Regions from separate parts of the Homo sapiens genome. Here region 2 is linked to region 1. A link is a loop called in an ENCODE intact Hi-C map of the cell type or tissue named here. Cell type or tissue: HCT116. All regions are shown on one strand.

Evidence for each region. A loop is a pair of places that touch in the nucleus more often than their neighbours do. Peaks named below come from ENCODE experiments on the same cell type or tissue, not always from the same donor. Only the 100,000 strongest peaks of a DNase experiment are listed, where the experiment ranks them.
Region 2: it touches region 1 in a loop (9-fold over the local background); 12 of 110 quality-filtered maps call a loop at or near these places.

Annotation. Positions count from the first base shown.
Region 1 is chr17:50,197,328-50,199,827 of GRCh38, forward strand. It overlaps COL1A1 (collagen type I alpha 1 chain), which reads right to left. Exons shown (of 51, transcript NM_000088.4): 2 at 2,426-2,500; 3 at 2,229-2,263; 4 at 2,091-2,126; 5 at 1,899-2,000; 6 at 1,106-1,177; 7 at 834-878; 8 at 622-675; 9 at 405-458. Among named protein-coding and RNA genes, the nearest start is that of COL1A1, 3.1 kb to the right of the region's middle. RefSeq lists an enhancer at 1-213. In HCT116, a CTCF peak has its summit at 1,092 (motif pointing left); a DNase peak (open chromatin) is centred at 1,114; H3K4me3 peaks cover 1,060 bases; H3K27ac peaks cover 470 bases.
Region 2 is chr17:50,139,066-50,141,565 of GRCh38, forward strand. It overlaps PPP1R9B (protein phosphatase 1 regulatory subunit 9B), which reads right to left. Exons shown (of 10, transcript NM_032595.5): 4 at 2,204-2,308; 5 at 1,028-1,163; 6 at 364-516; 7 at 198-251. Among named protein-coding and RNA genes, the nearest start is that of SAMD14, 10 kb to the left of the region's middle. In HCT116, CTCF peaks have their summits at 961 (motif pointing right) and 1,164; a DNase peak (open chromatin) is centred at 1,036; H3K27ac peaks cover 1,321 bases.

The sequences.
Region 1 (2,500 bases):
TGCAGGTCAGGTTTGGGGGCCCAGAATCTTATCTTTGAATCTAGAGCTCAGTTTAAATCTACAGTGAAACCTTCGTTTGGTGAAATCTGAGTGCCTCTAAAGGAATTTCTGTCTACTTCTGTCACCAGCATTTTAATTTCACCATCTGCGCACCAATTTCCCCAAAGGGATGGGGTTGGGGATTGCTCTAAGGTGGCTGGGGTGAGGAGAACAGTCACTTTGTTGGGGACATGGAATCATCTCACTAAGCGAAAAGATCATTGTTCCAGGGCAGTCCGTGCATCAGAGAGGACTTGCCCTCCTTCCTCTGAGTATCGTTCCCAAATGTGGTGGAGTGGAAATTGCAGGACCCAACCCATGGAGGCCATGGGGTCAGATGGTATCTTCTTGCTGGGGATACTTACATCATCTCCATTCTTTCCAGGGGGACCTGGGGGACCTCGGGGACCCATGGGACCCTAGAAAAGATAGAAGAGGTGGTTAGAATATGGATAAGAAAAAAAGAAGGGGAAGGCTGGGATTGAAGGGAAGAGGTAAGGAAGACCCCAGGCCTGGGAGTTCTTCTATAGGAGAGTCTGTGTGTTTGTAGAAGGAGTATGAATCTGTATAGAGAGTGCTTACTGAAGCTCCAGGCTCGCCAGGCTCACCAGGGGGACCTTGGAAGCCTTGGGGACCCTTGAGAAGAAGGAAAAAGATGGGTTAGAAGACAAGTCCCTGTCAACCTTCTCCAATCTTACCAAGAGATCTCTGAGCATCTCTCCTGCCCTCATCCCAGTCTTCCCTCCAAAAGACCAAAGCCCAAGGAGGCATATGAAGACGTCCTGGATACTCACAGGTGCACCAGGGGGGCCAGGGAGACCACGAGGACCAGAGGGACCCTATAGAGGGAGAAGAAAGGGGGGTCATGGTGATCCCTCTGTAGGAAAGCATGTGGATGTAGTCATTCATGCCTGTTGGGACCACCCAGTCGTCCTGCATCCTTTCTGGACTCTGAGGTCCCAAAGGTGATCTGGACCTCCCAAGCTGTCTATACCAGCCGCCTATGCCCACCTCCTCTGGATACCCATTCTCTCTTCTGTCATCCATGCTCCCCCTGCTGGCTCACCATGGGGCCAGGCACGGAAATTCCTCCGGTTGATTTCTCATCATAGCCATAAGACAGCTGGGGAGCAAAGTTCTAGAACAAACAAGAGAAGTCAGAGTGAGGACAGTGAATTGAAAGGCAGAAGACGGCACTGAGGATGGAAGAAACTGACATCATGCACTTCCTGGTGTGATGTGCTGAGAAGAATAACATTGCTTTTAAGACATTCCTGCAAAGATGCATCCCTGCATCTAATCTAATGAGACAATCCCAAATTGAGGGACAGTCTGCAAAACAACTGGACTCATCAAAACTCCCAGTGCCACTAAAGACAAAGAAAGTCTGAGGAACGTTCTACATTTGTGGAAACTAGAGACATGATGATTAAACGCAATACATAATCCTGGACTGGATCCCAGATTGGGGTGGTGGGGGGTGGAATCTATAAAGGACATTATCGGGACATCGGTGAACTTTGAATACGGACTGCACATTAGAGAGTGAATTTAATCATTGTGTAGGTCAGTTAAGAGAATGCTCTTGTTTTTAGGAAAAACACACCTAAGTATTTAGGCGCAAAAGAGCCTGATGTTAGCAACTTGCTCAAACAGTTCAGAAAAAAAAAGATACATATACATAAACAGAGACTAATAAAGCACATGTCACAAACTGTGAAGGGTATGTGAGAGTTTCCTGTAGGATTCTTGCAACTTTTCTGTAAGTTTGAAATTATTTCAAAGTATAAAATTATGTCATCTGCCAAAAAACAAAAACAAAACAGGGGAGAGTGGACACACAAGGCCTCTCCACTTACTCCTCCGAGGCCAGGGGGTCCGGGAGGTCCGGGGGGTCCGGGGGGTCCGGGAAGTCCAGGCTGTCCAGGGATGCCATCTCGGCCAGGGGGGCCTGCGGGTCCCTGCAGGGGGAGAGGGCGGGGCCGGGGTGAGCGTGGGGCCGAGAGCCATGCCCACCTGCAGCCCCCCACAGCCCAGAGTGCAACGCTTACCCTTGGGCCTCGGGGGCCAGTGTCTCCCTTGGGTCCCTGTGGGATTGGGGGAGAAGAAACAAGAGGCCAGGTTAGAGAAGGGAGGACTGTGAGGAGTCACGGGCCGCGCAGGGGCAAAATTCGAGGGCAGGAGATTACCTCGACGCCGGTGGTTTCTTGGTCGGTGGGTGACTCTAGGGGACGAAGAGACGCGCGTTAGAGCCAAGGTTTGCTAATGCTGCTCCCGTCGGCAGAGGCCTCCAGCACGGAGGGCCAGCGAGCGCCGACCACCCCCAGCCCCAGCCCCAGGCCCCAGGCCCCAGGCCCCAGGCCCCAGGCCCCGAGCGCAGCCGCACCTGAGCCGTCGGGGCAGACGGGACAGCACTCGCCCTCGGGGACTTCGGCGCCGGGGCAGTTCTTGGTCTCGTCAC
Region 2 (2,500 bases), 58 kb before region 1:
AGCAAGTGATGCTGGAGCAGATGGATCCAGAGCTTAAGCTCTTAATATCGTATCTATCATATCATCTTGCTTTAGAGCAGCTTGTTCTGTGGGTACCTGTGCCTAAGTGTCAGCATGTGCAGGTGTGAGGGTAGGGGGACCCTGCTCCTCAACACACACATGCACGCACGCAAAAGCACACACATACGCACCCTTACCTTTCTTTTCAGCTGCTGGATCTCTGCCTCAGTGACCGCATGCTTGATCTGGAGCTGTTGGGCAGAGGGGCAGGCACTCAGCTCCAGCAGGGTGGGGCAGGCAGTGCCAAGGGCAGGAGACCTGCCTGCCTTTCCCTCCACCACTCCAGGGAGCCCCTCCTCCCACCTCCTTGAACTTGTGCACCAGCTTCTCGGGCTCCATGTCCACAGGGGACAGTGCATCCTCGTTCTCCGCTAGCTCAAACACCTCGATGGCCATCTCACCACCCGGGAACGTGGGGCTCAGCTCCTCATCCTCGTCAGTGGCATACTCTCCCGTCTGCGAAGGGAGACCGGAGACTGTGGGCCCACCCCACCCAGCTGCCCTCAGCCCTGATGACCAGGGCTGGGACCAGTTGCCCATGCCAGACAGAGAGCTACCCAGGAATGTGGTTCATGCCTCCCACTTCAGCCTGAGGCTGGACCAGAGACACGGTTTATGTCTTCCCCCAACAGCCTGGTAGTCCCCTGATGACAGAGGGGGTCAGTTCCTCATCAGCCTGGGTCTCTGAAGAAACAGCCTGTACTATCTTTCCCCTTCTGGATCTATCTCCCTTTCAGATTAGGTCCCCCAAGATTAGGGGCTATGCTCTCCCCGCAGACTGGGGGCTCTTTGAGAGGACTGTGTATTCCTTGTCCGGCCTCTGAAGACAAAGAGTGTGACTGGAGGACAGGGAATGGCACTGTGGGCTTTTTACTAGGGCAGGGGAAGCAGTAGAGGCAGATGACTGTAATGCTTCATCTAGCCACCAGGGGGCGACCACGCGGCCAGCCAGGCAGGGACTCCCTACCTCCTCGTCATCCTCCCCATACTGGGCGTATCTCTGCTCCATCATCTCCCGCTGCCATCGCTCCTGTTCCAAAGTCTGCTGAATTAGCTGGGCCACTTCGCTCTGCTCTCCCGGCCGCTCCCGGCCAATCATAAACCTGCAGGGGCACCGGCATCATCCGCTGCCTCTGTCCTCAGCCAGGTAATGCATCATCCTCCCTGCTGATGCTCCCCTCTCCAAACTCAGGCCCTCCCAGGGGAGGAGAGATGAGAGGGCTGAGTCCGAAGGCTGCAGTGTTAATAATGAATGGGGGAATGAGGGCCCTTATCAGGTTTCCTTCCCAAGGGAGGCAGGAAGGCCCATTCACCCCTCTGGCCAGTATTGCGGGAGGGAGAATGTCAGCCCACCTCTAGGCTGTGCTGCAGGGGACATGCACTGAGGAGGCTCTTCCCCTGCCACAGGGGAGAAAATGAGGCAGGGAAAGGTGAAGATGACCCTCCCAGCAGGGATGGGCTGCGGAGGTGTTTCTTGGGTATGCTCCAAGCCCCTGAGCTTCAGGAAGGGGCGGGATGATGGCAACTGGAGATTAGGATGGAGAGGAAATAGTGGAACTTCCAGGCACCAGCCCCTCCTCCCGGTGGCCACCCACATCCTGTTTCTCTCCACCACCCTTTCCTGGGGGTAGTACCCCTCTTGCAGGGGGGCAGGGAGTGATCCCTGAATGTTAAGCCAAAGGTAGAGTGGACACAGGGAGCTTCTGATCCAGTCCCCTTGGTTACAGGCCTGGGGCGGAGTCTTCCCAGGATGACATAGGGCTGGTCGGGGTGGGGGGCATGAGGTCCCAATGAGGGGACCCCAATATGGTTAGCATTCACCCTGGACGTCCTGGTTCTTCAGTCAGTGAGTCAGGGACAGGTAGGGGGAAGGAGAAGAAGCCCTAGAGGACAGTTTGGAGGGCTGGTGGACAGTGGGCCAGGAAGGCTGAGTACTGGTGGCCAGCTGTTGCCAGGGAGCTGGGATGAGAAGGCAGGTGTGAGGCGAGGGACTCCAGGCACAGCAACTCCTGCAGCCAAGGAGTCAGCAGAACCTCTGTGAGCTGGGCCACCAGAACCTTAACTGGCTGTTAAGGCAGGTGAACGGAGTGCCTGGACGAGGACCTCCTGCCCGCTCCCACGCCCCACCCCTCTGGGCTCTCACCGCACTCGGCCCTTGGTGTTCCGGAGCACAGACGCCGCGAAGCTCTGGGTCACTCCCACCAGACTTGTTCCATCCACCTCCACCAGGAGATCATTCACCTGGATCCTAGCGGAGTGACATTGGTTAAGGGGTCACAGGGGAACCGAGGAGCGAGGGTAGAGGTAGCCTCCTCCCATCAGAAACTCCAGGCTCCCCAGCCTGAGTACATAGTGAGAACTCATCTCTACAAACAATAAAAAGAAAAATTAGCTGGGCATGGTGGCACGTGCCTGTAGTCCCAGTTACTTGGGAGGATGA